Linked DNA regions of Homo sapiens: region 1 is linked to region 2. A link is a loop called in an ENCODE intact Hi-C map of the cell type or tissue named here. Cell type or tissue: ovary. All regions are shown on one strand. Each heading gives the region's core, and the rest is flanking DNA. Links, peaks and the distances in the headings are about the cores only.

The links. A loop is a pair of places that touch in the nucleus more often than their neighbours do. Peaks named below come from ENCODE experiments on the same cell type or tissue, not always from the same donor. Only the 100,000 strongest peaks of a DNase experiment are listed, where the experiment ranks them.
Region 1: it touches region 2 in a loop (4-fold over the local background); 2 of 110 quality-filtered maps call a loop at or near these places.

What each region holds. Positions count from the first base shown.
Region 1 is chr19:30,775,837-30,792,091 of GRCh38, forward strand. No RefSeq gene overlaps it. Among named protein-coding and RNA genes, the nearest start is that of ZNF536-AS1, 110 kb to the left of the region's middle. In ovary, for the core only: CTCF peaks have their summits at 9,198 (motif pointing right) and 9,397; a DNase peak (open chromatin) is centred at 9,217.
Region 2 is chr19:32,031,425-32,047,679 of GRCh38, forward strand. The region is part of intron 2 of LINC01837 (long intergenic non-protein coding RNA 1837); the gene reads right to left. It overlaps LINC01533 (long intergenic non-protein coding RNA 1533), which reads left to right. Exons shown (of 5, transcript NR_110675.1): 2 at 5,566-5,671; 3 at 6,130-6,283; 4 at 13,409-13,632. Among named protein-coding and RNA genes, the nearest start is that of LINC01533, 14 kb to the left of the region's middle. In ovary, for the core only: a CTCF peak has its summit at 10,583; DNase peaks (open chromatin) are centred at 10,323 and 10,597; H3K4me3 peaks cover 544 bases; H3K27ac peaks cover 1,255 bases.

The DNA.
Region 1 (16,255 bases), core at 7,685-10,184, 1.3 Mb before region 2:
TTGCAACAATGGCTTCATCTCAGGCAATCTGGAAAAAAATCAACATTTTCACTTGAAACCTGTGGAGCCCAAGGACCCAAATTCTAGTCCCACCCAAATCTCACCCTTACTAGTTCTGATCATCTTGAGATAAGTATTAATTTGGTGTTAGTTTCCTCAGCAATCTCTAGTTTGTGTTTGTTTTAATAATAATGACTGTCCCATTTAGTTGGTGTGGCCCTTTGAATGTGAAATGAAATGATCTCTGTGAAAAGGCTTTGGGAACTTGGAGAGTTAAGCCAGTCCAAGGGAAAGTCACTCGAGAGATGCTTGAAATTCTTGAGTCCTGCGCACTGTAGATTTTCTGCTTTCAAAGAGCTTTGCCCCTGCTCTACGTCATCCTGAAGTGGAAAGTGGTTTCAATTCCATTAAATCGAAGAAAAGGCAATTGGAGATCCTAAATTGGTCATGGCTGCCCTGGGAGGTAGTGAGCTCCCCACCACAGGGAGGATTTAAGCATCTAAATAAATACCTGTTAGAGGGGCTATGGAGATTTCTCTTTCCTTTGTAGAAAGCGATTCATAACAGGCTCTGTTTTGGGTGCTAAGGTCTGGTCTGTCCGGTTCGTTAATTCTCAGCAGGGTGACTTCCCATTTGTAACCTGTGCAATATCATTGTCCCTTTAAAGAAATTCAAAGTGTGCTGTTTCGCGACAGGTTTGCTGTTGTTATTTAGTACTTTTTTGAATTTTCAAAAGCCTGTCTCTCCCTCTGCTTTTCAATACTACCATCTCCAGCCTTCTGGTTCACAAAATCCAAACACATTGTCCTGCATAAGTAATAATGAAGAAATCTACAAGAAAAGATTTGTGGCATTTGCTAATCAGTTTAATAATGGAGGATATTTCCACCACATTATATGGAGACAAATTAAAAGGGCAAGGAGAGCTCCCAGAAATCATCTGTTCGTGTTAACAAAGTGAATATTAATGAAAAACAAAATTGAGTTCCTCTTGAGTCTGATTTTCATCAAATCATACAGGTATTAAAAAATAGCTATAGAAATCCTATCCATTAGTAGTTAATTCAAAATAACTTTGGCCTCTGCTCTATTTTTGACTATTACCCCTCTCATGGGCAGAGAAGCCAGTCACCTTGCTGGACCCACCGTGCCATGAGGATCAATAATGGAGCTAATTTAGTTCTTTATGGACCAAATATCTAGACAGTGGAAATGGGAATTAAGTTAATGATGCCCATGGATGGGAAGAGGGGCAAGAGGGGCACCAGGGAGCACTTTGCTTGTTTCCTCTGGTAACCAGGTTCGGGTTGCCCAGATGACCAATGTTCTAAATCCTACAGAACTCAGACACCTTGCAGAGACCAATATGGCCTTTCCAGGAGAGGGGTCATGCCCAATGGCTTGTGTCCACCTTCTGGGCCTCTCTCTGCCTTTGCCCTGCCCTAAGTGGCCCAGCAGGGGTGCAGCTCAGGATGAGGAAGGGTCTGAAATGCCATGGGCTCACCCAGCTATCAACAGTGAGGTGCTGGGGAGTGCCTCCAAGAGGGGCCCAACATAACTCACTGGAGACTGCCACTAGTACTCCCCTTTGCGGGTGGACGGAAGGTTAATGGTGATTCCCATATTATAATATTAGGACACATTTGAGATTTGTGGGGAAAGAAAAGGGCCGGGAGGGAATTAACAGCTTCTGGTGAGAAAGAGGCAAGGACCCTTGGTGTGTACAGGCTCTCAGGCCAGCTCCAGGACACTTGGAGTCTTTAGGGAGAAGGGAAGGTGCCAGGAAGAAGAAGGGAAAATATGGGTATAAGCAAAACACTTGGGAAGAACCTGAAGGCAAACATGGCCAGACTGCATGTGTGTGCTGAGGGCTGACCACTTTATCTACAGTGTGACTCTCCTACCTCGGCGATGTCGAGAAAAGCTGTGTTCACTCCAGCCAGCTTCTATTACTTATCACATCTGACATGGCCAGAACCTGGGAGGAGCTGGCTGTAGCCCCTGAGGTATGGTCAGGATACCAGGATACGGCTCTCTGAAGCTCCTTGCTGCATCCCATGTCCTCAGAAGATACCATCAGAGAATGGTCCTGTCCAGGAGGAAATGTCTCTGGAACTCTCTCTCCAACAAAATAGAAGGCCACAGAATGCCAGCATCATGCTGTGTTTGTGTGGAAGTGATACAGGCTCCTCTCCATAGGACTCAAGTGAGTCCCTTGGGCTGGACTGGGACCAGAACTAGTTCTTGGTCCCTCCTCCTTGCTTCAAGTACCTGGGCCAGATGGATGGACATAACTACTACTTCCTGACAGCCACCCTAGGCTCCGAGCTCTCTCTGTGGACCAGTTTCCTGGGCTGACTCATGGTTTTTCTGTTTGCCTGTAACATAGGACTTACATGCTTGCCTTGCACAGGACTTTTGACTTGAGTCCCAGCTTTTAATAGCTTCTGCCTCAGCTCCCTCCAGTGTTCGGATTCTGTTTCTCAATAGCCAGGAATAGTTAGGAATGCTTTCAGCTGCAAGGAAAAGAAAACCAACAAAGGGTTCAGAAACACAGGAGGCTTGTTTTACTCATACAGCAATTATTCTGGTTACAGATATTTCAGTGCATCAACAATGCCATCTGCACGGTCTGTTTTTCTCCTCCGTCCTCCTCAGCTCATTGGTTTTATTCTCATGTTTGCGGCCTTGTTGTTGCAAGATGGCTGCTCAACCATCAGGTGTCACATCTACATTTAACGCAGGAAAAAGAGAGAGAAGGGCAGTGGCAATTGCCTTTTCCATCCATCTGGGGATGTAGCTTTTCCATCCATCTGGGGAAACAAAGACTCCCTTGACAGACAGGCACCTCTCTACTGGCTAAGGTTGTTGGGGACCAACCATGCAGTGGCTGGATTTTCCTAGAGCCAGTCCAGTTCTGGTATGTACAGGACACTTATTGCAAGAATATACTGAGTGTCAGGCCCTATCTTAGGCTTTTGGGGGAAGGAGGGGACAGAGGTTAATGGATGGCAAGCTCATTTTCACGGTAGCCTGGGAGAAACTATGGATAAGAATGCTGCAGACAACATTGTCCTCCTCCTGTCAAATGCTGCCAATCCTTAACTAGTGAGGGTGAATGGTCTGACCTTAGGGCATGACTAGGTTCAATGCCCCTGATGACTACTGGTGGGGAAGAGGACAGAGATGCCCAATACTGGACCTGGCTGTGTCACTTCAAGTCTGCCTGGTGTGAATGCCCCCCGTCTTCTTCCAACTGTCTGCTATGCAGGGTGAGAGGTCGGCCCAGCCCCCTCTCTACCCAGACGGCCTTGCCAGCCCACATCTTGCATTCAGACCCGGCTCTGAGGGCAGCGGGCAGGCAGTCACCACCCTCCAGATGACCAATTCAAAACACATGGGGACCTTTGCAAGCCCTTGGAAGACATGCTATTTCTCTCTGCCTGCATAATTGTTGAGAAGGAAGCCAGAGACGGTGTTCTAATTAATTAGAGAAGGTATTTGAGGATGCCACTGTGTGCTGGACTCAGGACCAGAATCCAAATGTCCCACTTATCTGCCTCCACCACTGCGACCCTGAGCTGCCCCTCTCCTTCCCTGCATTCGTATTTGTGTGTAAACTGCAGCTTGTGACCGAAGCCTTATTAGTTGGTCAAAATTTTACTTTTAAATGGACCATTAACCTACTCAGAAACCAAAGCACACTGGTAATGTAATACCTCAGCCTCCTGTCGGGCCTCAGAGTGAACCAGGTCAGAAACGACGTCTATTTCTCTCCATTATCCCACAGATATCCGGAGCACGTTCTCACCCACAGGACTTCTCAGTCTGGAAAGACTTTTCCCATGCAGTTTGTTAATCCAAGCTGTGCCATTGACTTGGACAAGTCACTTTGCTACCCTAAGCCTCTGAGTCCCCATCAACAAAATGGAACTAGCTGTTTTATTAAAAAAAATAAGTAAATCTCGTTGACCATCAGGGAGGTGACAAGTCACAGAGCTGAAACGAAGGTAGCTTGGATTCCACTCCATTCTGGGTTGGGAAGTTGGGTGCTTCCCACTGGGCAGTTCTTGAAGCTCCCTTCTCTGAAAGTGGGGATGAAGACATGGATAAAGGTCCTTAAGACATAAGAGCTCCTTCCAGTCTCGTGGGTCTTCTCGGCAGAACCCTTGCTTGGCTGGAATTCCATCCACTCTCTGCAAGGCATAACTTCCTGTTTCCTAGGGAGAGGGGCTTATAAAAAGGCATAAAAATGAGGCTTCTAAAGACATCCTGGACGTCAACTAGATGTTGCAAAATTACATTTTGATGAGTTCAGTGTAAATGAACCAGAAACATATGGATTCAATTTCCCTTGGAATCCACATGGGTTTAAAAACCAAGGGGGCGGGGGAGAATGCATTTGGGGAAGAGCATTTTAGGTCTCACCAAAATCCCCGCATTTGTAAACAGCAGTTTGAGGTTTATGATGATTGCGTCCCGGGCTGGGTTCCTTTCCTAATAATAGAATGTACAGGATGTCTTGCAGCAGCCTCACAAAATGCTTTCAGGGAAAAATACCCAAACGCTGCCCTCTCCCTGTGCTCCTGGGTTCTATGGAACTCTGCGATGGCCTCCCAGATTTCCTGCCCTGGGTTTGACCCCATAAGTACCCTCTTTGCTCCTTCTGCTTCTGCAAAAATAGCATCCCAATCAGGTCCACACAATCAGTGACTGTCAAGTGCCAGGTTTATCCTAGGGATTTCAGCAAGTGCTACATTTAGTAAGGTGGGCAGCACCACCCCTGCTTTAAAATAAGAGAATCGAAGTCCAGGACATTCGGCCCAAGGCTGCTTAGCTGGTAGGTGCCAGGGTTGGCATGGGAGGCCAGGGCTTCTGAACTGAAGTCTGGAGATCTTTCCACCATAAAGGATGCATTTCTATTCCTCAGTTTCAGAGAAGGCTAAGAAAGGTATCTGTTTATCTGGAACTGCTGTAAGGTGGTCTACCAGGAGGCTGGAGGAGGGGCTAATGCAGCCATTTTCATGGTGGTCCCAGAGAAGTGCTTGGAATTCCCCATGGTTCCTTGGGGAGTTCCCTGGGAGAAGGAATAGAAAAGCTGAGAGAAAGAATAAACTTACTGAACCCCCAGGCCCCTGCTCCCATCTAGGGAAACTTGCTCTCCTCTGTTCTACCTATTGAGCTTTCAAATATGTATTTGATTATAGGAAGTTTCACAGTTTAAGTTTCAAAATCATGGATCCTGAGGATTTTTGGTGGCCCCCCTTTTCCCTCCTGCCAGTCAATGGGTTAGTGTTGGCTTCTTGTCTGCTTTTGTGCTGGGGGGTTCTGTACCCACTATCAGATGGGATTGCTGGAACTGTGGATGGACCCACAGAGCCCTTTGAGGGATGCTTTCGTGCTCAGTCCTCTGACCAGGCAGGAGGCAGAAATGCAGGATGGGACCCTGCCTCCAGCAGACTTGAAATCTGATTTTGTTGAAAAGACAAAACCCGCTTCCAGAAGTCACCTTGGAAAGATGACCATGTGAGATAATGGGCAGGCTGGTTCTGGGCATGGGAGACTCCAGCCCTGTACAGCCATACACTAATCAAACAATGGCCCAATAGAAGGCAGTTGGATGGGCCAGAGCTTTGGAGGTAGTGCTTCTGAATGACTTGGACCAGAGCACAGAAGGGACAGAGACTTCCTGGCTCTCAGCTGATGGAAGGAGCCACAAGACTCCACTGTATTGGGTCTCCCAGGGGAAGAGCTGCCTGGCCCCGCCTAGGTACATCCTGCAAAGCACAGCCAGGATGGAGATGGGCTGGAGGAGCCATCTGATTCTTATTAGGCTGTGCAACTTTCTTTATTGGCAAACAGTCTGTCAGCAGCTTCTTCCTGCAGAGCGGCCCAGATGTGCTTACAAAGCGTTCTGTGTCCTTCCCGTCCACACCCAGCCCCCGCGCGCATTGCCACTTTGCCAGACTTCGTCCTGGTCCCAGGAGTCCAGCTGTGGCCAAAGCAAGGCTTAGTCAGGAGCCTGAGGAAAGAGGCTCGCCCCTCTGGGTGGCCTCATGCCAGCCACCCCTCGCTCCATGTGCATGGGTCTCATTCCCCCTCAAGGTGCAGGAGGTGCCCTGGGTGGGGTTGGGGGGGGGGCCTGGCCTCACTCCTTGGGGTGGGGGTTGGGGTGGGGCAGACAGAACCCTGCCATGAACTTATGTTTGCACATGTTCATCTTCAACTTGCCATACTACTAGGGTGGCTTTCATCTGTTATTGGGTCTAAATCTCCTCTCTGAGAATTCTCATGGGAGAACCACAGAAAACAGGAGGGCTGCTGGCCTCTCATGGGTGTTCAATAGGAGGGCTGACCTCAGAATTCACTCCCATGATTGTCCAAGTGGCCTCCCCATGTCCCTCTTAAGAGAGTTCAGTCTCAAGCATGTTTCTCCCCTTGAGAAGCTGGAAAACTGGTGCAAAATTGTGCCTAAGCATACCACGGCCTGGGGGATATTAAATGTTTGGAACAATTAAAGTCCCATTACATGAATGTCCATGGACTGTTTTCCTCCCATCCCACACATATTGTCTTTCTTTAGGTCACAGAATCCTGAATTTCCCTTGGGGGAACCATGCTCCCTTGACTGTCATACCCTGTGGTCATATGAACCAACGCATTCCCTTTCTTTACCTATGTTAGTCTCGCCTGCCTCTCCCACCACTTATGGCCAAGGCTCTAGATGGATTCAGGGCCCCATACCCACCATTGACACTGGCCTGCCTTTTCCTGGTCATTCTTGTGTGTAAGTAACCCTAATGAAGAAAAATGAAGTGAGGCGTGGGTAATTTTCCTTCTTGCATCTCCTGTGTTCTTCCTTAAGTCCTTCAAGTCTACATGAAGTTTCTCTTCTTTTCTTTTTTTTTTTTTTCCGGACTGTTCTGATGATCATAAATGAGGATGCATACTTCAGCCACAAACTTACTTCATGTCTGATGTTATCAGCCTTAGAGATACCCTTGCCTATGCCTTCTTGCTTAGAGGGGAAACAGGTCTGGAAAGAAGACAGGAGTTCTCAGGGTCATCCAGAAAGCCCACAGCCAAAGAAGACTTTCAGAAGCTGCATTGGTTGCAAAGCATCACCTTACCAGCAAAGGCTATTACCTGCTCAGATGTCACCCCAGATCTCACCAAGCCACCCTTCTTGGTCCAAAAGTGCTCTACTGTGAATGTAGTCTTGTAGGAGTCTTGATGATGAACTCCTCACCATCCATCCTCTCTGATTTGATAAAAGTAAACCAATTGTGAAAATTAACCTCAGCTCCCAAGACATTCATTGGCATAGAAAGAGAAATAGGTCTTCCTTATGGCCAGTGAGACTTAAGTCAGCCAGGAGTGGGGCAGAAGATAAGGGGCTTCTACAAAAGGTTCCCTTGCTCCTAAAAGGAGATATAAGAGAGAGGCAAACCCTTTCTTCTTCTGGACCTTATTATTTCTACATGTGACTTTTGTACATTGAGAGCCAGCCATCTTGAGACTCGAGGAAAGTGATCTTGACACCAAAATCTGGGTGTGCTGGGAGGACAGAACGGTGCGATGAAAGGTCCCTGGGCAATGAGGACTCCCTGAGTGACAAAATCATCAAACTCCAGAGTCCTGGCTGTTTCTGGACTTCTTATTTTATGGGATATAAAAGTTCTTATTGTTTGAACCAGACAGAATGGGGGTATCTTCTTCTTTGGTACTGGAGTTGCTCTGGTCAGAGTAAGAGACCATGTGCCTTAGTCAGCATTACAGGGCATGGGCATTTACAGCATGAATTGCCATCTTTATTGACCTTTGTCTCTCTCTCTGCCTCTTTGCTCTTAATCTATGGCCTGCCTCTCCCCCGTGTGATAGCTGTTAGAGCTGTGAGGAGCCTTAAAATCTTCATCTGGTTGGGGTAGCTGAAGTTCAGAGGGAGGAAGGGACTTAGGGGCTTGCTCACGATGCATAGAAAGTGTGGATCCAGCAGGAGAACTCAGGTCTTTCTTGCCCAGCTCTAAGCTTTCTCATATTGCTCAGCTGTTTGCTGTCCTGCTCTGTCTGTCTCTCTGTGTCTCCTCCATACACCTCCTCAGGTCTCCTTCTCTTTCTGTCTCCTCTGCCCGAGATAAAGGGACCCCTTCACTTAGAGCTGGATGGGGCAGCTCTGCTGGGGACTAGGGGGGTCCGAAGGAGCCTGTGCTAAGGAAACAAGCTGGTGTTGCTGGAAACTATGTCTAGATGGTCACAGAGCAGCAGGATGGGGCACTGGGATTCTGCGTGAATGGCCATCAGGTGGCGGGACGCATGGACGGCTCACCAGCCTTGGGAACTGGCAGTGCTGCATGGCCCAGCTCACGGAGAAGGCTCAGCTGTGGCTCCTTCCTAAGCCATCCTGCTTCCCACTGACTTGGAGAGACAGCCGGTTGGTGCGGGGTTTGTGTGGGTTTATTTACTCTTAATAACAAGCTTATATTTTAGATATTCCCCCTGGGTATTTCTGCTCATTTGGGCTTCAGTACAAAACCATGAATCCACACACAAAATGTGTGGATCTGAAAATTAGGATTACACCCCAGCATCCCACTAATAGAGGCAGTCTTCCTTTGAAGGCGCCAGGGATCTCTGTCCTGCCCTGGCTGGCCAAAGGAAAGCCACGATGGGGCCATGCTTGTTACCAGCGGGTTCTGGACGCATCCACCACCATCAGCATCTGTTCTCCCCTTGGGTCTTCATTAATTCAGTTAAGGAAACATTTAATTAGCAACTGTTGTGGTCGGATGCAGCAGTCCATCCTGGGTAGAAGATACACAATTCCTTACTCCAGGAGCTTCCATCCATATGCGGAAGTGAGAAGGAAGAATGTATGCACACTGGGGCATGTAAAGCTCTGCCGTGGAGAGTAGAGCTGGTGGGTAAAGGAGGCCTCCAGGATCCATGTGACCCTGCCTGTGGTCAGAAGACTGGTTAAGAAGGCTTCCTCGAATGGGTTCTCAGCTCCAAACTCACGCATGCCTGCAGTCCAGTTTCTACCGGAAAAGTTGTTCCTACTCTCAACAATTCCACCTGAAGCCCTCTCACCTAACCTCCGGCCTGCTCCCAACCCTCCCTGCACAACCAATGAAAGCTGGCCTCAAGTACCACCAAGAAAAGCAGAGGCCTTGTAAGGAGTCTCATTTTCTTCCCCTACCACCAGATGGCGCCCCAGCTTGGCCTCCGCACTGATGGGACTCTGAGAGAGGAAGCGTCCCTCTTCATGTCTAAGGCCAATCCCTCCCCATGCATCCTCAATCCCATCTCTCTCTTGTTCTCAAGGCCATGGCCTCATTCGGGGTCCCCTCTGGCACCTTGCAGGGTGGATATTCTACCCCCTTGGACCATGCCCATCTACCTACGAACACCTTCACTCTCCACCCCACCCTAATCCAGTTTGCATCTCGCCACACTGTCAAATATTCATTTGGTGAATGTCCCCAGTAACCTCCATGACGTCCACCAATCCAATAGATGTTTTTTGTGTGTTTCCTTAGATGGAAATCCTACTCCCACCTTATGCACACGCACGTTCCCTCCCTGGCTCCATGTTGGTTCAATCCCCCTCTTCCACTCAACCTCCAAATGTTGAGTTCCTAAAAACTCAGTCCTACCCACACTCTCTCTCAGGTAAGCCCACCCATTATCCCAGTTTTAACATAATGACTGCTCCCAAATGTATAGTTTTAGTCCAGACCTGGCTTGTGTATCCAACCTTGACTTTTCTTATTTCACTCTGGCTGTGTGGCAATCCTATCAAGATTACCACATCCGAAACTGAACTCATAACTCATAATCCAGCCCCAACCACCCCCATGTGACTGGTAGAATTCTAAGACATCCCCAAAGTTTCTCACTCCTCTCGTGCACATGCCCTGTATGATCCCTGGGTCTCTGAGTGCCATGGATCTTCTTTTGATGATTAGGTTATGCTATACAGCACAGTTGAGTTTAATAAAGGGAGATTATTCAGGTGGGACTAACTTAATCCAGTGAGAACTGTAAAAGTAGAGAGATTTCTCCAGTTGGTGGCAGAAGAGTTCAGAAAAACTCAACTCAAAGGAGGTTTTTAGTGCTGTTGATGAGGCTCCAGGAGTGGCCTCTAGGAGCTGAGCATGATCTGTGGCCTGGAGCGGTAATCAGATTGAGACTTCTGTCCTACAACCACGAGAAGCCGAACTCTGACAACAATAGTGAGCTTCAAAGAGAACTCTCCAGATGACAACCACAGCTTGGCTGACACCCTGATGGAAGCTCCATGAGACCCTGTGCCCAGAGACTGACCGATAGAAACCGTGAGCTCATACATCTGTGTTGCTTTAAGTCATGAGATTTGTGATAAATTGCTTTGCAACAATACAAATTAACATATTTCCCTATAGCTTTTCATCTCAGTAGACATCACCATCATCCACCACATTGGTTAAGCCAGATATCCTTGAGTTTTTCCTTTCTCTTACTCCCACATCCAACTCCTCAGCAAGTCTTCCCTCTTCTGTTTTAAAAACTCGTCTTGAACCTCTCTATTTCTCCCCATCTTAGCTGCTCCCATCCTTCCTCAGACTCTATTACACTTTGCCCCATCACTATAGCAGGTGTTCACCTCCATACCAGGGTGATTCAATCCATTTTCCATTCAGCAGCCAGAATGCTTTTCTGAAACCATCAATTGAATCATGTTATCTCCTATTTAAAATCCATCAGCACCTTCCTGCTACATACACATCAGGTGACATCCAAGCTTCTCACTGCATTCTACAAAGTTCCCAAGGACCTGGCCCCTGCCTGTGTCTACAAACTCATTTCATACCCTCTCCCTCTTGGCCTGGCAACACCAGTTATTTCCTTCATAGCACACATCACAAGTGTAACTTAGCTTATTTAAGTGGTGTGTGTGTGTGTGTGGGCGTGAATGGGTAGGTGTTTATCTTTTTCTACTAGACTGTAGACTCCATGATGGCTGAGATCATTTCTGTTTGTGTTAACCATTATCATATACAGGGAAACCCCTTGCAACACGATTTTCCTTTGGGGCTGAGGTGGAACAAAGGCTCTTTCCCAGGCCGTTGATGTGCTTTGTAGAAAGCAGGAGCTCCCCGTGAAGCACCCAAGTACAAAGTGTACTGATGGGGGCCAAGGAGGGGGGTGGGAAGGGGAACAGGGGTCTCAAGGGTTCGCTGACCATGTGAGGTTAGCTAGACTGGCCTCTGGATCCACTGGGGTCCGCTAAAGCCCTCTCTTCCATGGGGGCAGTCTCAGATTTCCTACCATGGGCCTTGGGCTTCTGTCCCTTGGTCCTTTATTTCAGGTGCCCCACAGAATGGTGCTGAATGGTTTGCAGGGATGTGCTTCTCTTCTGTTCGCTTAAGACCTCAAACTGAAAAAATATGAGGGTGGGCGGTGACTCACTGTTATAATCCCAGCACTTTGGGAGGCCGAGGTGGGCGGATCATTTGACGTCAAGAGTTTGAGACCAGCCTGGCCAAAATGGTGAAACCCATTGTCTATTAGAAATACAAAAATTAGTTGGGTGTGTTGGGACATCCCTGTACTCCCAGCCTGGGAAGCTGAGGCATGATAATCACTTGAACCCAGGAGGCAGAGGTTGCAGTGAGCCGAGATTGTGCCACTGCACTCCAGCCTGGGTGACAGAGCAAGACTCTGTCTGAAAAGAAAAAAAAAAAGGAAGGAAGGAAGGAATGAAGGAAATGAAATGAAAAATATGAAAATATCCCTCTGCCCCAAAGCCGTCCTACTAGAACCAGTCATGACCTAATTCAATAAAACCAGCAGCTGGGAAATGCAGACCTCCACTTTATCCTCACACTGTCTACACTGGCATCCTTCTGCCACAAGGGAGATTCTGTGAGCTTTTGTGGACAAAGCTGGGTCTGGACACCCCTGGAGATGAGAAGCTATCCTGGGATAAATTTGACCCTTTGATAGTGGAGAGTTGCAAAGCCACTGATCCACTAGGCTTAGCTGCTACACTACTGGATGAAGAAAATCGCCTTCATGAGACACAAGTACAGGATGCTTTCCTTGCCTGGCTGAGGGAGGGTCTACCGGAAACCCCCTACAGACTCCTCCAACCCATTGAATCTCCAGTAGTTAAATGAAAGCACCAGACATTTGCAGCTAAGAGACTATGGGTCTCTGGAGAAGTGCTGGTCCTCTCTGAACCTCAGTTTCTCCACTGTAAATAGGTTTACCTTTCTTCCCCCTTGCCCCTGACCTTGGAGACCTATTGCAAAGATGAAATAATATGCGGAAGTAAAAGGCCTGGTACAGAGCTTCATCCCCAGCAGCTAAGCAGAGGCTTAAACGATGGAGTCTATCATCATTGGTGATATCATAAATGAACTCCTTGGCAGCACCTTGTTCTAGAGCCACAGCTTTGAAACCTGCTGAATTGACAGAAACAGCAATAAAAAATTAAAAGTCAAAAGGCTCTGGAGTACATTTCTTAAAGTATCAGGCTGTGTTTTTCCCCCTTGTAAGTTTGCTGAGTCTCTGGAGGTCACCCTGCAATGGGCCATCCCTTGGGAGTAGGAAAGCAAGTTTGAGGCCCTAGGGGAGAATAGCTTGGGCCCGGGAAGGGGAGGTCCTGGCCTGCCTTGCTCCCTGCAGAGCCTGGGGACCCATGTGCCCAGCTGAGGGCCCTCTAGGGGGAGAAAAGCAGGAGGGGAGGAAGAGATATCAGTGTTTTCCAGGCCTTGCAGAGAGCTGTGGCATTAAAGGTCTGAAGAAGCCTGTTGGGGAACTTGCCCAGCCCTGGTGAGGCTCACAGACCAACTCTCTGGATTTGAACATGGCATCCTGAGCTGTTTCTCCTCATCCTCAGGGCTTCTCCACCGGACAGGGCTGCATTCACGCAGCCCACAAACCAACTGTTCTAAGAGCTGGTCCAGGAAGTCTTGTCTCTGGCCTGAGGTTCATTCAGGGTCCCCATCGTCTCTCACATTCAGGCTCAAAAAAGGTGCAGTGGCCAAACACGTGAATAGTAACATACCTGCTTTTGTGACACGCTTGTCCCCTTCTTGGGTGGCAGGTCCCAAATGCAGATTGTTTATGTAGCCAGTTGCAGTGTAAAGGCTGTCATGAGAGACATGTAAGAAATGGAGTGAGAGGGTTCAGAAGCATTCTATCTGAAGGGGAGAGCTCTGTATTAATTAGAAGAAAAATATTGATTGGTTGTGTGGCCTCAAGGGCAAAACCCCAAAGACCTGCAGAGAATCAGAGATGGCTGTTAAGCTGCTCTAAGTGGTACAAGGAAAATATCTGTGCCCCCAAGAGCAAATGCAGTGAATGGAATGGGATGGATGTTCAAGACAAGGTGCTGCTTGTAATGATCCCTCATCATGACCCTGTGACTTCAGTAAATATGACTAAACTAATAAAATGCCTAGTAAGAGTGGAGTGGAGGTGGAAACCATACATAAAATCATGTTTCAACTCAGGTTTGACTCAAAGAGAAACAGGAAGCTAGCACAGGTCAGAGGAGAGGGTGAGTTCCCGGAAGCTCCCACAGTTCATGGAATGTGTTTTGGACTTTCAGAGACTGGGAAAATGGGGGTAGGGTGGAAATTTGGGTAAAGGGTAGTCAGATCTACGAGAAGCAGTGACATCCCAGGGAATCTCAGGGTTTGATATTATTGCATAATAAAGAATTTAACTGGCCTCTGTCCCTGGTTCTGGGGATACAGACTCAACATCCTTGGAATTTTCCAAGTATTAGGAGAGTGCCTTTGTTCTTCATGAGCTCTTGGATCTCACTGGAGTTCATGCCCATGAGATAACTCAGGATAGGGGCTAGTCAGTCACCAGAAAGGCCCATCATGGTCTTTGAGCCAGCTGGACCTCCAGGGAGGGGCTGGAGATTGAGTTCAATCACCTGGTCAATGATTTAATCCATGAGACCTGCATTATGAAATCCCAATAAAAACTTCGGACATTGAAGCTCAGTGGTGCTTCCTGGCTGGTGAACACATTGATATATTAGGAGGGTGATACATCCCGATTCCATGGGGAGTGGGTCTGGAAACTGTGTTTGGGACTATGTAAGGTATCACTCTATGTATCTCTTTATTTGGCTGGTCCTGGTAATTTATCCTTTGTAATAAAACGTAATCATAAGCATAGTGATTTCCTAAGTTCTGGAAGTAATTCTAGAGAGTTATTGAACCTGAAGGGAGTTGTAGGTCTCCTTCAGAGTTGGTACCAGTTGGTCAGAAGTGTGGGTGCTCTGGGACCTCTGAATTTGCAGCACGTATCTAAATAAAGTGAGGGCGGTCTTATTTAGCCTGTGGAGTCTATACTAACTCCAGGCAATTAGTGTCAGAATTGGACTGTAACACACCAGTTAGGTAATAGGAAGTGAGTCTTTCATTATGTGAGTCCTTCTGCTTCCTCAAACCTATTTGGTAAACACTCCAAGTATAATTCTGAATAAGAACAAGCCTTTTTGTTCCCCACTTGGGTCCTAGGACCTGGCAAAATGCAGCCTTGGGTGTAGCTACATTGTTTTGTAGCCTCATTATGTCCCTTCTCCAAAGACAGGGTGGCATGAGCTCAGGGAGGGGCTACTTGTTCTGGGGCGGGCTGGTTCTTTGGAAGGGCACAAGCAAACCATAAACAAAGCTCCACCTTTGCAAAGGCAGCACCAGGACTTCTGTTTGGGAGGTCCTTGGGATGACAAACTGGTTCTGAGATGTCTTCAAGATGCTTCTGTATAACAAGCATATGTTTTTGACTTTGATTGTATGTTTATTTAAGGAGGCTCAGGGAGGGCTGATGGAAGTTATAGGGTGGGGACGGCTCTGATCCAACCCAAGCAGCTCCTTGGCCCAGGCATTTTCCCTTTGGTGAGGCATGCAGTCCCTAAAGAGGTAAGTGTCAGAGAAGGCCCAGATTATAAATCTTTCCCCCAGAGCAATGCAGTTTCATTGTACTTAAAAATAATTAAACAAATCTGTAAAACATGTTTCCATTGCATTAGTTTACTTCACTTGGCCCCGCAATGTGAGGATCATAATTACTTAAATATTTCCCTTTACTATTTTTCAAAACATTTTTCTAAATTGTCGAAAAACATTCTGGAGACAGTTGGATAAAAACATAGTGAACATGTGTCTGATTAATTTTTTAAGACAATCGAGATCAAATGCAAAAAATGATTGGAAATGGTTTCAGAGTGACAATAAAAGACAGAAATCTCAGAGCGGGGAGTGCGGTGACTCATAAGGCAGAAAGGATTTATCATTTTTACTACAGTATTTATTTGAACGCACATGACAGGGAGCGAGCTGGCCTGGTGTGCAAATTGCCAAAGGTGGAGTGTGGCCCGAGGAGGCTGTGTCCAGTTAGGGCCATTCCCCCAAGTGGGCTCCAGGACCAGGCTCTCTCCTGATGCCGAGCTTGTAAAACAAGAGATCACTCTCAGCAGCCATTCTTTGTCTCCTGTCATTACAAACAACTCGAGGGCAATCCGCTGGCTTCTCGACAAGCAGATCTGTCCCTCATCTGTCAGCTGACAATCAGGCCACCATCCCGAGGCCACCGCTCGGGCTGCCGGGTGATGGAAAGCCACTTGTCAAAGGAGGGTTGATGATGTTTACTTACAAGCACTTCCTAAGCTTGAACTGAATTTCATTTGACTTTATTCAGTTTATTTTGTTGAGTCCTTTTTTTAAAACTTATTTTTTAAGTTCCAATAAACAATAGAGATCACGGAATGTGATTTCTTTTTCTAGCAAAACAGTCCTACCCTTCTGCCCTCCTTCTCTAGCATCCATTGTCTGAGAAATGTCACAAGGGGAAGAGAGGCCGGGCCTCCCTCTGAATTCTTTGCCCTTCCAGGGGTGATACGGTTTGGCTGTGTCCCCATCCAAATCTCATCTTGAATTATAGCTCTCATAATTCCCACGTGTTGTGGGAGGGACCCAGAGGGAGATAATTGAGTCATGGGGGAGTTTTCCTCCACACTGTTCTCATGGTAGTGAATAAGTCTCACGAGATCTGATGGTTTTATAAGGGGTTTCTGCTTACACTTGGCTTGCATTCTCTCTTACCTGGGTGCCTTGTTGGAAGTGTCTTTTGTCTTCCACCATGATTGTGAGGCCTCCCAGCCATGTGGAACTGTGAGTCCATTAAACCTCTTTTTCTTTATAAATTACCCAGTCTCGGGTATGTCTTTATCAGCAGCATGAAAACAGAC
Region 2 (16,255 bases), core at 9,066-11,565:
AAGCGAAAGTCAGATAAGTCATCACTGTGCCTCAGATGTGGAAAGGAATTTCCAAGTAAAAACACACTGCTTGGCAATGGCACTGCCCTGGATGGGTTCACCTCTTACCTTCCAGGGAAACTGACCAAACCAAGGAATGCTGACCCTAAGTCCCTCCTGGAGCCGAGATCAGTGAATTCCTACACGAATCGGATGACACGGCCTCTTCTTTGAGCCTCTCTCCAATGCTAGTCTTCTCACACCTCTAACTTCTTTGTGTGTGTTTGTGTGTCTGTGCTTCCAAAATTGTTACTTGGAGATGTTCAGGCTGGAACCTACAACATGACACAGTCCATCAACGCTCCTCGCAAAGCAACGAGCTCTTCAAAACAGAGTGGAGAGAGAAAACAGGGAAGGGACAGGCCCCAAACTGAAATGTGCACATGAAAACCTGAGGGAATAACGTTACTATGCATATTCACATACACTTGTTGAGTGTCTGTTCTCTGCAAGCACTGTCTAGGACAGAATGCTATTAGGACAGAATGCTGTTCAAATAAGTGTTCAGGTGACTTTCGCTTATGCATAGGACCCTGCCCTAGGTTCTTTCTAGTCCTCAGAAAAACCCTGCACAGTAGGGCTTACAGATTACCAGTATTAGAAGGAGGAAATTGGCCAAGGGTGGTGGCTCACACCTGTAATCCCAACACTTTGGGAAGCCAAGGCAGGCGGATCACCTGAGGTCAGGAGTTTGAGACCAGCCTGGCCAACATGGTGAAACCCTGTCTCTACTAAAAATACAAAAATTAACCAGGCGTGGTGGCAAGTGCCTGTAATCCCAGCTACTGGGGAGGTTGAGGCAGGAGAATAGCTTGAACCTGGGAGGCTGAGGTTGCAGTGAGCCCAGATCACACCACTGCACTCCAGTCTGGGTGACAGAGGGAGACTTCTTCTCAAAAAAAAAAAAAAAAAAAAAAAAAAAAAAACAAGGAGGAAACTGACGGAGGGAGAGGTCACCCAGTCAAGTAAGTGGTAGAGGAGAGAGTGACACCTAGGACTGACACCATTCAAGCCAGCTGTATCTGATACCAAACAAGCCCCCTGTTGTACTTTTCTGTATGCCAACACAGAACACCAAGCTTCCCGAAGTGCCTATGCAGGGATATTGCTTCTCTGTCTTCAGACCTCTCCCCGCCCACCTCAACCCCCTTCCATCCGCCCTCAAGGTTGCCTTCAGCTGAGTGAAGATGAAATAAAACCCCAGCTGCATCTCTCTGATAAAAACTTCAACTGAAGCCTCATATATTTTGTAGATACTAAAGATCTCATGGCTCTTTGAAGACGAGTGTTGTATTAATCATTGTGGTTGTTCAGATTATTTCCTCATTTTTAACATTGCTCGAGCCCTCTACCACAGAGCCACCATTTCTGTGTCCAGGGTAGTGAGGCCCTAAGAGATACCCTAGATTCCTCTTTATAGCCACTTCCTCCTTCATTGCAACTTAGCTCCAGCTCCAGCTCCCTAAGTCTAAGGGAATCTCCCCATTTTTAACTTTTTTACCCAAAACATGCTTAAGCAGAAATCAACTGAATGCATATTTGAATAGCATTCTGTTCTAATCCAAATATTATTCTACAAGGTCCATTTTAAAGTCTGTTTTTTCATATATCACACTGGAGGGAGAGAGAGAAAGAATATAGCTCAAAATAAATGTGTAAAAAAAAACGAAAGAGATCATAAGGGCAGAGGAAATAACTTGGTCTAATTTATCTCCTGATTCTATAATTATTTCAAAACCAAATACAGGTTCCTAAAGTATCAGTGTGGAAAGGAGCCCTAATGCACCAGAACTGCTCATTCCACAACTGGGGAAACTGAGGCTCATAAGAGAAGTCTTACATACACCAGTAAGGAGAACAGCTAGGTCTCTATTTGGGTCTTGCTCGGTAGCATGTGAACAATGTGTCTGTTCTCAAAAGGCAGTAACTATTGCAATCAGTTGGGAACTCAAGAATATCTGACATATGGGACCATCCATGACTTGTCTCCAGTCCTCTTATAGCCTGTGGGCAGGGAGATGGGTTTCATTTGCCTATTGTCTGTTCATCAGCACTCCTCCCCATGCAAGGGTAGAGGAAGCAAGAGGGTATGTTGACTTTTATCAAGAGCCTGCAGGCTGGGCATTTAGTTTGAGCTTTCTCCCTCTACCTTCAGGCAATCCTATGCATGGCTCCAACGTGCAGGTGAGGCTCAGTCAAGGGCAGTCATTTTCCCAAGGACACACACAACCAAGCCCAATAATTGATAATACTACTGTACAGGTTACTTCAGAGAAAGGAACTATTAATGTTGCCTTGGGGAGTAGGAAACAACATTCTAGTTGAATCTTCTAGGACGGGATGGTATTTGCATGCAGAGGACAATTTGTGGGCAGAGGTGCTAAGGTCCCAGTAAATATTTAGGATGGTGTTTGCACACAGAGGACAATTTGTGCACAGAGCTCCTAAGACCCCTGTAAATATTTGCTCCATGTTCACAGTCCAAGGAGGGAGAAAACGTGCAAAGGCCCTGAAGAGAGAGGCTTTAAAAACCCACAGGAAGCTCTTTCCAAGTGTTGCAAAGGGAATGGTTGTTCATCCTTTTCTTAGGAATCGTTCAACCTAGCCCTGCCTCCCAGCCACCCTGCAGCCAGGAGCTCTGATGTGTGATATTATATAGAGTTCAGGAATGTGAAAGGCACCACATAAAATCAAATTCTCTTCTATTTTAAGTTGAGTGGTGCATCAGTTCAGCTTTAAAACCTGATTTCTTAAAAGTTTCAAAGGGAAAAAAAATGTTCCTTTGCAATTGGAATCGAGTCCACATAAATTAGCAGGCCAGCTCTACATATCCATCTTTCCGAACTTTCCTGGATTGTTCATTTTAATCAAGCGGCCCACATTCTTGACTTTTCATCCTTCACTGCCCAGAATGATGCACTGCAGCTACTGATGACACGCAAATGTTAATTTTGTTCAAGTTCAAACATCATCCAAAAAGGGCCTATTTTAAAGACTGCTTTGCAAACACCAGCTGAAAATGAGGATGAACCGAATCAAACACCGCCAAGAAATTCAGAGGAGGGAAAGCTGTGGTCTTAAGGAAACTCACAAGTTTTTTTTTCTCTAGATCCTCAACCTCTCCAAGGCCGAGAGTAGAATCCTTGATGTCTAGAGCTGGAAGGGAAATCAGATTTCACCCCAGCCCTGCCCAAGGTCATTCAGTGTGGTAGGGAAGGGACGAGATAATTCAACTCTTCCCCTGGGTAAAAGAGCCTTCCTAAAATGTGAAACCAGTGAAACCATGTATTTCAAGTCTTTCTGTCATTTAGTAGGTTTCAGGAGCAGCAGGATACATCACACACACACACACACAGGCACAGGCACACAACAGGTTTATTTTAGAACTCTGGCTCACCCCTTAACCAACTACCACTTCCTCTATCCCGTCTTCTTCAGTATAGGATGTCACTATTGCCCAGTGAGGGCACAAGAGTGACAGTTGTTCAGAGATGCTTCAACAGGAATCGTGCACTTGAATAAGGAGAAATCAGCCAAGTTCCTATTTCTTCATGGCTGAAATTGTCTGAGATTTGGCATCTGCTTTTTTGCCTTTGCACCCAATGAAGCTGCATGAGAAAAGGACATCATCTGTATGAGTCACTACCGCATCCCCCTGGAGCCTAAAACAGGGCCTTGGTGCCTCGTGAGCACCCAATGAATATTTCTGAACAAATGAAGAAATGAAATCACTCTGGTCTATTATTTACCAGGATCCTTCAAAGCAGGACAGTACTATGGAAGGTCTCAGCATAGAGGTTAGAGATCTGAGGGTCCCTAAGTCGTTGAGCGCCATCTCACAGCAACATGGCCCTAGAGAATAAATCCATCTGAAAGCTTTGGCCCCAGGGATCTCAACGGCCTTGCCTCTAGAATACCAGCCTCATGTAAACAAGCCATCGGCAGTGACAAGTACCAGTTTCCATGGCCCATCAGACTAAACTGTTCACAGTGGCGGCCCATCTTCTGAAAGAACAGAAAAGACACTGCAACGTCAAGAAAAAAATGACTGCCGCTATTCCCTGAGCGATAACAGCCGCTCTTGAAATGCAGGACATGTTTCATTTGGCTTATAATAATTGTGTACTGTCTTTTAACCCTCAAAGTGTTAAGCATTGTCATATCCTCTGGGGATGAAAAGATCTGGGGTTAACAACTTTCTCTTTTAAAAATTCATAAAGGTGCAAATAAACAGCATTGCATCCAGTGGCTATGCATTGCAAGAAGCCAAGGGAGAAAGAGGAAAAAAAAAGACCACAACAACAACATTACCCCCCACAGGATACTTGGCAATTAACTGCAGCTATGTCAGCAATTTTTTGAAAAATTTCCTAAACATGGAGAAGACTCATCCTCACCATATGAAAAACAAAGCTACTGCAGTGACTCTCCCATGCATTACAATGTGTGTGTCTTACTTCTTAACCAAGCCGCTAATCACGCAAATTATTGCAACTAATTACATTTGAAGGTCTAATTAATTCTTTCAGTACCACATCATTTAGTACGCATTCACAACACAGCACCTGTTTTGAAAATCCTTGCAGTTAATTTGTTTATAAACAAACACTATTTGCATAAAATGTTTAATGAATGGTTTAACAGTTAGTACAATACTCCAGTTTTGTCTTCGTAGATCTGAGGTCATCAAAGGCCACGATAAATTAATTTTAAACTATACAAATTAATTTAAATAGAATGTGTGAATTTCTCATTAATAAAGAAAACATTTTCAACATGTTAATTAATATCTCTGTAACAGGCTAATTGCTTCCTGCACAACAAGTACATCTTACAAGCAAACCTTAAAGATTTGGGGGGCAAAGGGGTGGGGACTATTTTAAAACTGCAAAACAAAAAGTGCAATTCAGAAAAAACACACACAGCCCGATTATACTGGAGAATTCACCACTTAGGACAGGCAAACCAAGAAAGGAAGCTGTTGCCTTATGTTACAAATACAACACATTTTAGTCATCGAGAACGGGACGGTTGAAAAACATTTCTATCACAGGTGCAGTTACGCTGCAAAGATGGTTAGATGATGTCTGCCTTCTGGTAGAAAGACAGAATTAATGAAAATATTAGTTCTGAGAGTGAAGATCTCTCCTTTGAATGTAGGGCATATTAGCTGTGTTTGTAACCCAATGGTAAATACGGATTTCATTAAACAAATCTGCATCTTCACACCAGTGTCTGAGGCTCAGCCATCATAATTCTCCCTGTGGCAAACCATGGAAAGATACTTCACGTAGAAACTAAAGAGGAACAACATTATAGCCCAACATCAAGCACAGCCCTTGCAAAAGCCGTCACTGAGATATGTTCGCCCTTAAGTTTGTTTCCGATTTGCAAGCGTTTTCACATTTGATAAGCACCTGTTGTAAATTTACATCCACGCAGGAAGTATTCTTATGCTAGGGAGCTGAGAATTGTAAAGCATGTTTATACTCTTACCCTTTTGTGGTGTTGCCCCTTAATGCACAGGCTGATAAAATGACTAGCTACACAGGACCCAGAGGGATGTGCCGCTCCACCTGGTTCCCGCCGCATCTTCCCCCGAGGAGCCACTAGTCCCTTCCTCCTGGAACAGGTTCTGTCAGCACTGATCAACAAGCACTTGGTTTTTGTTTTAAGTTTGTTAATTTGGAGAGGACATGGAGAGACAGGGAGCGAGGGAGAGAGAGAGAGAGTGTGTATGTTCAGGGTGTGGGGGTAGAACGACAGAAAGACAAAGAGAAGCACAAATACAGACTTCCCAACACTTTTCTGGGACCTGCCAATGTATTTCCAAGAAAACAATGGAAAAACAGTAGGAGTTCCATCCTGATAGCACCAGGGGAAAAGAAGAATTTGCCCAACCTCTGATTGGACCCAGATTTCCAGGGTGGTGCTGCTACTCGTCAGAAAACACTTGGCCACATGGCCCCTTGGTCCTGATATTTCTTTGGAGGTGTATATAGAATAAGACTATCCCAAGCACCCTGCTCCCAAACTACCCTGGTGAACCCAGTATGGTGTGAAAACCCCTTTGCTTTGCTCTTTTGCCAGATAAATGCCAGCCAGCATCCCTGTCTCTGGGGCCCTGGAGAGGCCTTCAACACACCTGGCCTCACTGCCCTGTGGCTTCAACAAAGAGGCCGAGCATCTCCTATAAACCTTGAGGTCCATGGATGACATAGCGGAATGATGGATTTCAGAAAAGGCAGGTGCTTCCCACTCTTTAAATTTTTGTTTATTCTTTCCAAGTTTCCCATCAACAGCCCTGCAGTAAAAATTCAGGGCTTCAGAGACAAATATTTCATGAGTACAGACTGTGATGAGGAAAAGCAAGCCATTCCCTCTCTATCAGGATCCAGAGGTAAGCTGCTGCTTTGCTCTTAAAACGCAAGAAAAAAAAAGTGATTAACGGTTGGCACAGGACTCAGGATTATACGCCATTTCCATGTTGACTTCTTTTTGGAAAAGATACTCAGGATAGCCATGTGAGGAGTTACTCCGGGTTTCGGCCCCATAGCCAGCTAGAACTGAGGTTCAAGGGGCAGAGGGTGAACTCCCCAGCAGAGACAGAACGGGGCAGGAGGGGGGCAGGAGGAGGGCAGGAGGCGGGTGGCTGTCAGACAAAATGCTTCCATCCCAGAACAAGCAGAAACAGGCGCACCACTCTGCAATATAAAAGTCAGAAAGCCTTGCAACCTAGATGCAACCCAGGGACTTCCCCCTTGCAGCCAGCAGCCAAGGCAGCTTCTAGGCACTGTGTGGCTGTATTTAAACCCAACTTGGTCCCTAACTTCTCTCCAAAGCCGGTCAAGTTGCCCCACCCTAAGCATCCAGATGACAGGCTCCTGCCTCCCCTCTTGCACAAAATCATTCCCGGATGTAGAGCCTGGCTTTTTCTCTTTACCCATTAAAAATCACCAGCGTTTTGCAAATAAAGGCGATCACCATGTGAAAAATTATCTTTTAAAATGGAGTTTAATTTGCATATAAGGAACGAGAGATTTATGACAAGCAACATCGTCCAGTACTGCATCTGCCTAGTATCAGTCGTAATTTAGATTGTTTGTGACTGATCTTAAATTCTAAAGCTTGGAGAAGATGAAGTACTCTGTTGCTGTATTATTGTCAGGAGTCTAAGACTTACCAGAGATTTATTAGTAATCTTATCACAAACATGTCTCAAGTTTTTGCTTTTAATATGTGCCAAGCTCCTCTGAGGAATTTTCCTCACTGCAATTATATTCCTCAATGCCTGCATTCTGAAGCTGAGTTGATTTCCTTCCCAAAATAAAGCGACCTATCATTACACCACAGCCGCTCTTGTACATTTTTCCTCTGCTACTTAATAATCAATGTATTCATCATTAAAATCTGAGCCCTGAAGCAATGGTTTTTAGCATATTCTAATGACTAGCGACTTGCAAATTACAATGACCTTTCATGTACATTCTGTAAGCACCTTGTTCTAATGTGTACTGTATTTATAGTTTGCCAATACAAACTAGCCAAAGATTGGATAATTACTGTAATCTATTAGCTCGATTGCTTTCCCTGCTCATTTATAGCATGTGCCACGCAGGCCATTTTCAAAAACTGGCCTATCTTTCATCTCCCGCAAGCTCAGAAAGTAAGGGATACTTCATCTTCACAATATACACACTTACAAATGTCTGAAGAACAGCCCGTCTCAGCTCAAGGAGGTTTCAAAAATAAAGAACCTTCTTTCCTATTAGTGTCATAATGCTATTTGTGACTGACAAAAAACACCGCTCCGAGAATGTAAACTTTCATTGAAGAATGTCAAGGCCAGTCCCATTTTCTGCCCATTACTCTGACCTCCAAATAGCATTTAATAAGATCTGCTTTGAAAGAAAAAGATAAAGGCACTTCCCTTAAACAAGAAACAATTTTTTTTGTTATAAGTAAATGTTTCAAGTGAAATATTAAACTTTTTCTTTTCTTCTTTTTCTTTTTTTTTTTTTTTTTTAAGCACACTGCTGTTACGACTCCAGAACCGATAAGGAAGCTATGTGTGGAAGTATGAGCTCAGGTCGCCTTCTGACCCTCTGTGACGGTCTATTTCAGGCAGTTATGGATAGATAACATTACAGACACTGGTAATTAAAACAACACTAATTTTGTCTCTGTGGTCACGCTTTGTTGTTAGAAGCCATCTATCATGGCCTTCACGCATCACGCAATGAGAAGACATTTGTCTACGTACATTGTGCTTGGTCAACGGTTTTACGGATTTCCCCGCGTACCTGGACACCCAGGCACTTTTAAAGACGTACTGCCTTCATTTCTACTCTATTACTCTGATTAATAAAACATTTTGCATGCTTCATCAAAACACCCTGCAAGCTTTTCACCACATATATTCATGGGGGGGGAAGCAATGTTAATTTCTTTCCCTTTTAGAAAGAAACTAACAACAACAACAACAAAAGAAATTCTCTTTTGGATTGGAAGAGAGAAAGAAAAATTCAAATATGGAAATATTTGTCTTCCCTGTAAAACAGAGTCCAGCCTAATGAAAAGCATAATATTAAAACACACACACAATGCCAAGCATCTCCTTTAAGGCTACACGTATTTTTGACTATATGTATCGTTAGTTCTTTTCTGTGCATTCATTTGCTTGATTTATGGACACTCAATTTCACTTCACCTTTTATTACAAGATCTACAGTTACATTAAGAGTAATAGCAAGTCAAATGTTTTTATATTTGGGCAATTAAAAAAAAAGAAAAGATCTATTCCTTGGGCCCTTATAAGAAATTAGGGATAGCTGAAATGCAAGATGACTAGTTTAGTTCTGTTGTAATCAACTAAGAAGAAACTGTAATGGTGCATTTCAAGGGATCTTTAACAAGTGACACAAACAAGAGAAGAAGCAGACAGGACCATTTAACTTCAAACTCCACCGAAGAGAGCTGAATTGTAAGCTTCCTACAGCAAGCCCGGCTGGCGGCTATGTGGCAGTCTTCATTTCTCAGCGGAAAAGCCACTCCCTTGAGACTCTCCAGGCACCCCCCAACCGCATTTTTTATCAAGTGTCTAAAAGGTAGGAGCTGTTAGAATTCTTTTCTCTATTCACAGATGATCACAGCCCTTTTTTCCCCTTTAGCTTGCAGACGCACATGTAGTTTCAAATATTAGCTAGAACTCCAGCCCTCACCAGCCCCTAATTGCTCTCTCAGGGAAGGTATCATAAACTCAGGTATGGCTGACACAGATGTAGCTTCAACTTTATGCAGGCAGGAATGCTACATCAAAGCTATTTGCAAAGTGACATAGCTAGTTGTTTAAAAGAACATTTTTATTATATTCCTTGGAATTTGCATTCTTCTAGAAACCAAGTGTATTTTTTAACACGGCCTCAGAAATGTTGGGGCAATTGACCATTCATGATGTCTGCAAAGGAAAAGCATCTAAATATTTTTCAAGCGACTTTAATAAATTTGAGTGCGTCTGTCACTACATGTAACCTGATTATTTAAATAAGTTAATATTATCACTTCTCTTTTGCCAGCTGCTGTAAGCAGTCGGCTGCTGTCATTAAGCAAAAAGGCCAAGACAATGTGAGTTTATCTGGTCCTACCTGCATTTCTACTCATCGTTGGACTGAAACAAATGGGAAAGAAAAACTTACTGACTTTTGGCGAACTACAAAGGTTAACTCTATTCATCATGGAGAAACTGATACTAAGTGCTTTCTGTCTGTCCATATATTCTAAAGATTTAGAAGGAACCTGGTAGTGTTCCTGGGAGACAGAAGACAGAGTGTTCATCTTTGCCATATGCAGAGTGTCTCTTGCAGTTTTCTCTTTACCTCACTGGCACTGCTGAAATCCTTCTTAGACTACAGAGTTTTGGAAACAAGTTTATTTTTCAATGAGTTAAAAAGCCAAAGCTTTTCTTTCTTAGGATCTTTAACTCTTTTAAGGTAAGTGGCAGGGTTTGAAGCTGCTGTTAACCGTTTGAGGAGAAGGAGCTCAATAGCTTGCAGTGATAGGAAGAGAATTCTCATCACCCAGGTTGCAATAAAACGTGCCTCTCCCGATACCAGTAAAGCCCACTCCGGAGATTTCCAGAGACTGTTGGAAGGCAGTGGAAGGTAAACCCAGAGGAAACACAAGATAAAGGCAACCAGGTGGCCTGGTTCTTAAATCTTAAAGCAACAGTTCCAAAGTTGAGAGCCCGCATTGCACTCTATTGCACAGCCTGACAGGAGAAGGGACGAGGAAGTTCAGAACCTGGCAATTGGAGTGTTTCCCAGCGCCGGGTCCCACCGCGCACCGCACCGAACAAGAAATCTTTTTCACTTTCTATAACTCATTTGCATGAATTTACTTTTTTGCCTTAAGAGGTTGTTGTAATGTGTGTTAAAACACACAGTGCAATTTTATCTCCATAATATCACAAAAGAAATATTATGTTAGTATAAAGTTAAAAAAAAATGCTGCGAGATCCTGCAGCACGGCGAGCGGCAAAGCGTTGCTCAAAAGCGCCACCCAAAGGCGGGAGGAGTGTAACGGCATTCAGGGAGGATCGTTTTTGTTAATTTCAGCAATCCGAATGTAAAAAATGACAGCGCCACGCAAGTTGACGGAGGCTTTTGATTGAATTGACTGATTGCCTCAGCTGCACCTGCGGAAAATTGATGACAATGCTGTCTAAACCATTCATTAGGATTTGAAACTTCACGCAGATGAATGCTGGATTCATAAATTTGCTAGACATGTGTTGTAGATAATATGACAAAGCACTGTTTTCAAATGAACATTTCTTTGACCTAATTTTATCAAAATCATGCAAAGGAATGAAAGAACATTTGTACCCGAACTCTTTGGAACAGCTGCAACTGAGGTCTCTCTCTCCATCTCTCCCTCTCTCTTTCTCTCTCTCTCTCTTTACCTTTTTTGTCTTTCAAATAAATTTAAATGAACTATATTGTTTGAAATATATATTCTAGTTTATTTAAATTATTTTTAGAATGGCAAAACATTTATTTTTACTTATTATGAACAATGTTACTCTCCGCCAGATGAAGGAAAATTATTTTGAGGGTTTTTTTCAAGCTCCAAATTTGCTAAATTGAACACAAGTGGTAAGTAGATTTTTCAAATAATATTAATAACGCGATCTCCACAGACATGTTGGGGGGAACCGTTTCAGTACCAACTGGACATGCATTCTGTGAGAAGTGGACTTCTTGCAGGCTTTGAAGGGAAAAGAAATTCCTGTAAAATATTGACGCTTTTGGTCAAAAATGGCGAAACCAGAAAAAAATGACATCTGTGTATATTGTATATAAGATTTCTGACTTGTTCTCGATTTTAATGTATCAAAACACTATCAATATTTAATGGAGCTTTCTCTGTGTGTCCAAGAAAGAAAAACAAGATGTCTGAGAAGGGGAAGGGAGCACCGTTTTCATACCTGGCTTGGCTTAGCTGCACGAGAGAAGAAAAGGCCGTGGCTGAATCCATCTCCAGGAGCAGCTGTCCCCCTGCACCGTTTGAATTGCGAGGAAAGAGTTACAGTTTTAGAAAAGAATACCTGGTATTTAAGAATTCGAATTTCTCGCTGCAGAACTAGATCTCACTTCTACAACAAGGACCCTCTGCTTAGTACTTGGACTCCCCCCCAAAAAAACAAAATGAATATTTATTAACGTTAGAAGAACCTGGCGCAGGTCGGTCCGTGCATCCGAATCTGCCAAAACGCTTCCAAATCTCTTCCCTGGCATTTAAAAGAAATCTATTTTTATACATTCTCATGAATTTGGGTTTTACTACCAGTAAGGTAATTTCTGATTAGGCATCTTGGGTTTTTCTCTCTCTTTTTTTTTTCTTTTTTCCTAAAGAATCCCTGCAAATACACCCGAGGTGCTTGAGTTAACCCCACACCTGGATGGAGAGAAACTACAGGTGTGAACGGCAAGGCTAATAGACTTGAGTTTTGCCACGCATTTATTCTTCTTTTTTTTTTTTTTTACCATTCTAGCAGTTACTTTAAACTGGAAAACATTATTCCAACAATCCAAACAAGGCTCTTTAAGGCTGCTATGCCCAAGCTGCTACAGATACAAAATTATCAAGTAGACATGTGAAACCCCCTAAATGCGGAACAATCTGGGTTGGCTTCTAATTGCTATGTTTCAATTTCTAATGGGGAAAATGTGTAAAACAAATAACTGGGTATTGGGAGCTCTGAGCACTAAAAGCAGAACATTCTTGTATTTCAGTAAATCATATAACTCTACAGATGGGTTTGGAAAGCCTGAAGCTCCAGCCACCTTTTAGACTATTTGGATCCAGCGTTTGCTTCGAATTCCGGGCAATACGCTTAAAACAAATTACCTGTTTGTCTTGGATGGCCTTTGCAATGAGAACCCTAGGCCTGCAAGACCTCTGAGATTCATTGACCTCACCAGCCCACCCACAAAGAAAGATACGTGGATACTCCCTGTATTGCCCAGTCCTGGCTACAATGGCAGGGAGGAGCAGGCAAACAGCCTCCCCGTCAAAGATGTTACAATCTGGTCAATGTACACTGGGGTAGGACACGTGGGGAGTCAAATATACATCAATTTCTGGCAACACACGGCAAGAAAACACAGATGCCCAAAAGGACATCAACTCAAGGTTAATTCTTAGCTCTCACAGAACGGGGGAACTTGGGCATAGTTAAGCAGCAAAAGCTTTGGGGGAGGAGGTAGCAGAGAATGTGTAGGGCAGAGATGTGTATATATGTGAGCCTCCAAGGATGCACTAACTGTGCCTGTTCTTTCTCCCTTGGTTACTACCCTTCCTGCTCTTCTGGTAGGGTTCAGCCAGGCACAGACAAGAGTGGGCAAAGGAGCACCCAGCCTTGCTGTGCTCACCCACGCATATATCCTGCCTGGCCTGGGCAGTCACCTGAGTTTGTAGCCCTTGGAGATGCACTTGTCACCCTCTATTCTGACACCTTTATAGGAACAAGCCTTTAGTCTCAACAATGAGAAAAAAAATAAAATGCCCTTCCTCCAAGAGCTTCAACTAAGAATCATTTCATTCATCCTAGGCATTCTGGTAATGTCCTTTTTCCAGTTCCTTGTTCTAAGAAATGCTGCATTGTAGGCATATTTAAGGAATCTACCCTTCTCCCACCCTAACCTCCTAAGCCAGAGGGGCTTTTTGTTCCCTTATCCTGTGTATCCCCTCAAAACTCACTCAAAATCTTCTTGTGTGGTCAGAATGGGGATCCTTTTGAGCTTGTTATGAGACAGGCTCTGTCCTCACTGGGGTCTCAAATGCTAAATTAATTTTTATGTCTCTTTAGACACAATGAACAAAAACCAGAGCTTTTGAATACAGATTTCCAGTAAAACCAAACCCAGCTTGGGTCAGATGCACCTTTCCAGCAACCACCATCTCAGCAACAACCTGCCAGCTGTCAACTGGAAGTTCAGCTTCTGGGAACTTCAGCCCCCTTCTCAGAGGAGCAAGGTCCTAGCACCAACAGCACCTGCAGTGGAGCCCAAGTATGGCTGCTTCATGGAGAAGGCAGGTAAAGAGGGGTGTGCACACTGTCTCAGGGTGGCAACTCTTATTGATAACGAAGGCATTGTGGCCTTCTGACGGGTACTGCTGCCCACTGACAGGTACGTGACAGTACCTCCAGCTCAGGTCAGGGTTAGGTCTCAGAGACCCTTAAGAAAATGGTATTCCAGGCCAGGCGTGGTGGCTCACGCCTGTAATCCCAGCACTTTGGGAGGCTGAGGGGGCAGATTACTTGAGGTCAGGAGTTAGAGACCAGCCTGGCCAACATGGCAAAACCCCGTCTCTACTAAAAATACAAAAATTAGCCGGGCATGGTGGTGGGCGCCTGTAGTCCCAGCTACTCAGGTGGCTGAGGCGGGAGAATCACTTGAACCCAGGAGGTGGAGGTTGCAGTGAGCCAAGATCATGCCACTGTACTCCAGCCTGGGTGACAGAGTTAGATTCCATCTCAAAAAACAAAAAGTGGTGTTCCAATCAAACAATAGATAATTAACACTGTGTTCCAGGGTCAGATCTGGCAGTTGTGTTGGACAGACAACACAGGTAGAGGAGAGAGAAAAGAAAGGAAGAGGTTCAGGCCAGGCATGGTGCCTCATGCCTGTAATCCCAGCGCTTTGGGAGGCCGAGGTGGGAGGATGGCTTGAGGCCAAGAGTTCAAGACCAGCCTGGGCAATATAGTGAGAACCTGTCTCTCCAAAAAATGAAAATAGCACGGCGTGGTGATGCACGTCTGTAGTCCCAGCTACTTGGGAGGCTGAGGCAGGAGGATTGCTTGAGCCCAGGAGGTTGAGGCTGCAGGGAGATTTGATTGTGTGCCACTGTACTCCAACCTGGATGACAGAGGGAGACCCTGTAGAAAGAAAGAAAAAAGGAAAGGGAGCGGGAGAGAGGAGAGAAAGAGAGAGAGAGGGAGGAAAGAAAAGGAAAGGAAAGGAAAGGAAGGGAAGGGAAGGGAAGGGAGAAAGAAGAAAGAAGAAGAGAAAGAGAGAAAGAGAAAGAGAGGAAAGAAGGAAGGAAGAAAAGAAGGAAGGAGGGAGGGAGGGATGGAGGGAGGGACGGAAGGGAGAGAGGGAGGGAAGGAAGGAAGGAAGGGGGGAGGGAGGGAGGGCACGGTGGCTCACACCTGTAATCCCAGCATTTTGGGAGGCCGAGGCAGGCAGATCACGAGGTCAAGAGATCAAGACCATCCTAGCCAACATGGTGAAACCCCGTCGCTACTAAAAATACAAAAAATTAGCTGGGCATGGTGGTGGGTGCCTGTAGTCCCAGCTACTTGGGAGGTTGAATCGCTTGAGCCCAGGAGGTTGAGGCTGCAGGAGACTCGTTTGAACCCAGGAGGCGGAGGTTACAGTGAGCCGCGATCATGCCACTGCACTCCAGACTGGCGACAGAGCGAGGCTCTGTCTCAAAGAGAGACAGAGAGAGAAGAAATGAAAAGAAAAAAAAAAAGAAAAGGAAAGAAAGAGGTTCAACAGGCAGAGTATCCTTAAAAAACTCACCCAGCCCCTCCTTCATTTAGATAAGAAAATGGCTGAGAAGTGGCAGAGTCAAAGTTCCGATGCAGGCCCATGGGCCCTCTTGGTTCACCTCCTCCAGCCCAGGCTTCTAAAACTACTTCCCATACCTGCTGTATTGCAGCAACCATGCTAATTTAGCAACTTCCCATCCCAGATGCATAAAGAAGATGGAACCAATTCACCATGAATCTATCCACCCAGGCATTTAGACACAAAGGTGAAAATAACAACAGGCCCTGTCCTCGAGAAACTCCTCGTCCAACAGGGGAAGGGGGAGAGTGCCAGTAAACAGGGCCGTTGAGCTCTGTCCCAGCAGTGGGGACAGGCTTGCATAGAACCACCCTCACTCCTGCAGCAACTTCCCTCATGCCAGACAAGAATAGAGTGAAAGGAGACCCCCACCTTAGCTTTCTTGGCCTGGGGCTCCATCCTGCTGTGCCTAGCAAGAACACAACACACAGACACACACCAATAGATACATGTATCTTACCACTACTGGGGGAGAAAGAAAAGAAAAAATAAATCACTGGGAACCGCAGCAGGGTGAGAACCCAGACCTCAGCAAGTCCCAATTTCAGAGGTGACAGCATCTTTAAATGCCGCAGGAGTGCGCTCCTAGCTGAGGCAGGTGTGTGGATTCAACAGTTGACCCCAGCTGTCGCAGAGCGCGAGGAAGCTGCGCAGTAAACCCCTTACATATCAACCTCTGAGGACCGGTTTTTCTGCACCTGGTGGTCCTTCTAGACGTCTAGGAGGATCGTGTTCTCAGGAGAGGGTTCTTCAGCATCTGTGCTGAAGAACACTGCCCCAGCGGGTCACATGCAAGATTCCACCTTCGAGCAACATAGCTGACACTCTGCAGCCCAGTTGTCACTTGTAACAAACCCCAGTGGGTCACATAGTGAGGGGAGGCAAGGCTGCGTAAGGCAGTGGCTGAACTATCCCAGAAAACAAGGATCACAGGCCCCCAGTGACACCAATGTTGCAGAAACACCTGCAGTGGCAAGTCAGATGTCCTCCAGGACCAGGCAGATAACAAGGAGTAGGGGTCTGCAGAGGCCTCGGGAGGGTCTGCACCATCCAAAGAAATCAATTGTTCTGCACAGTGG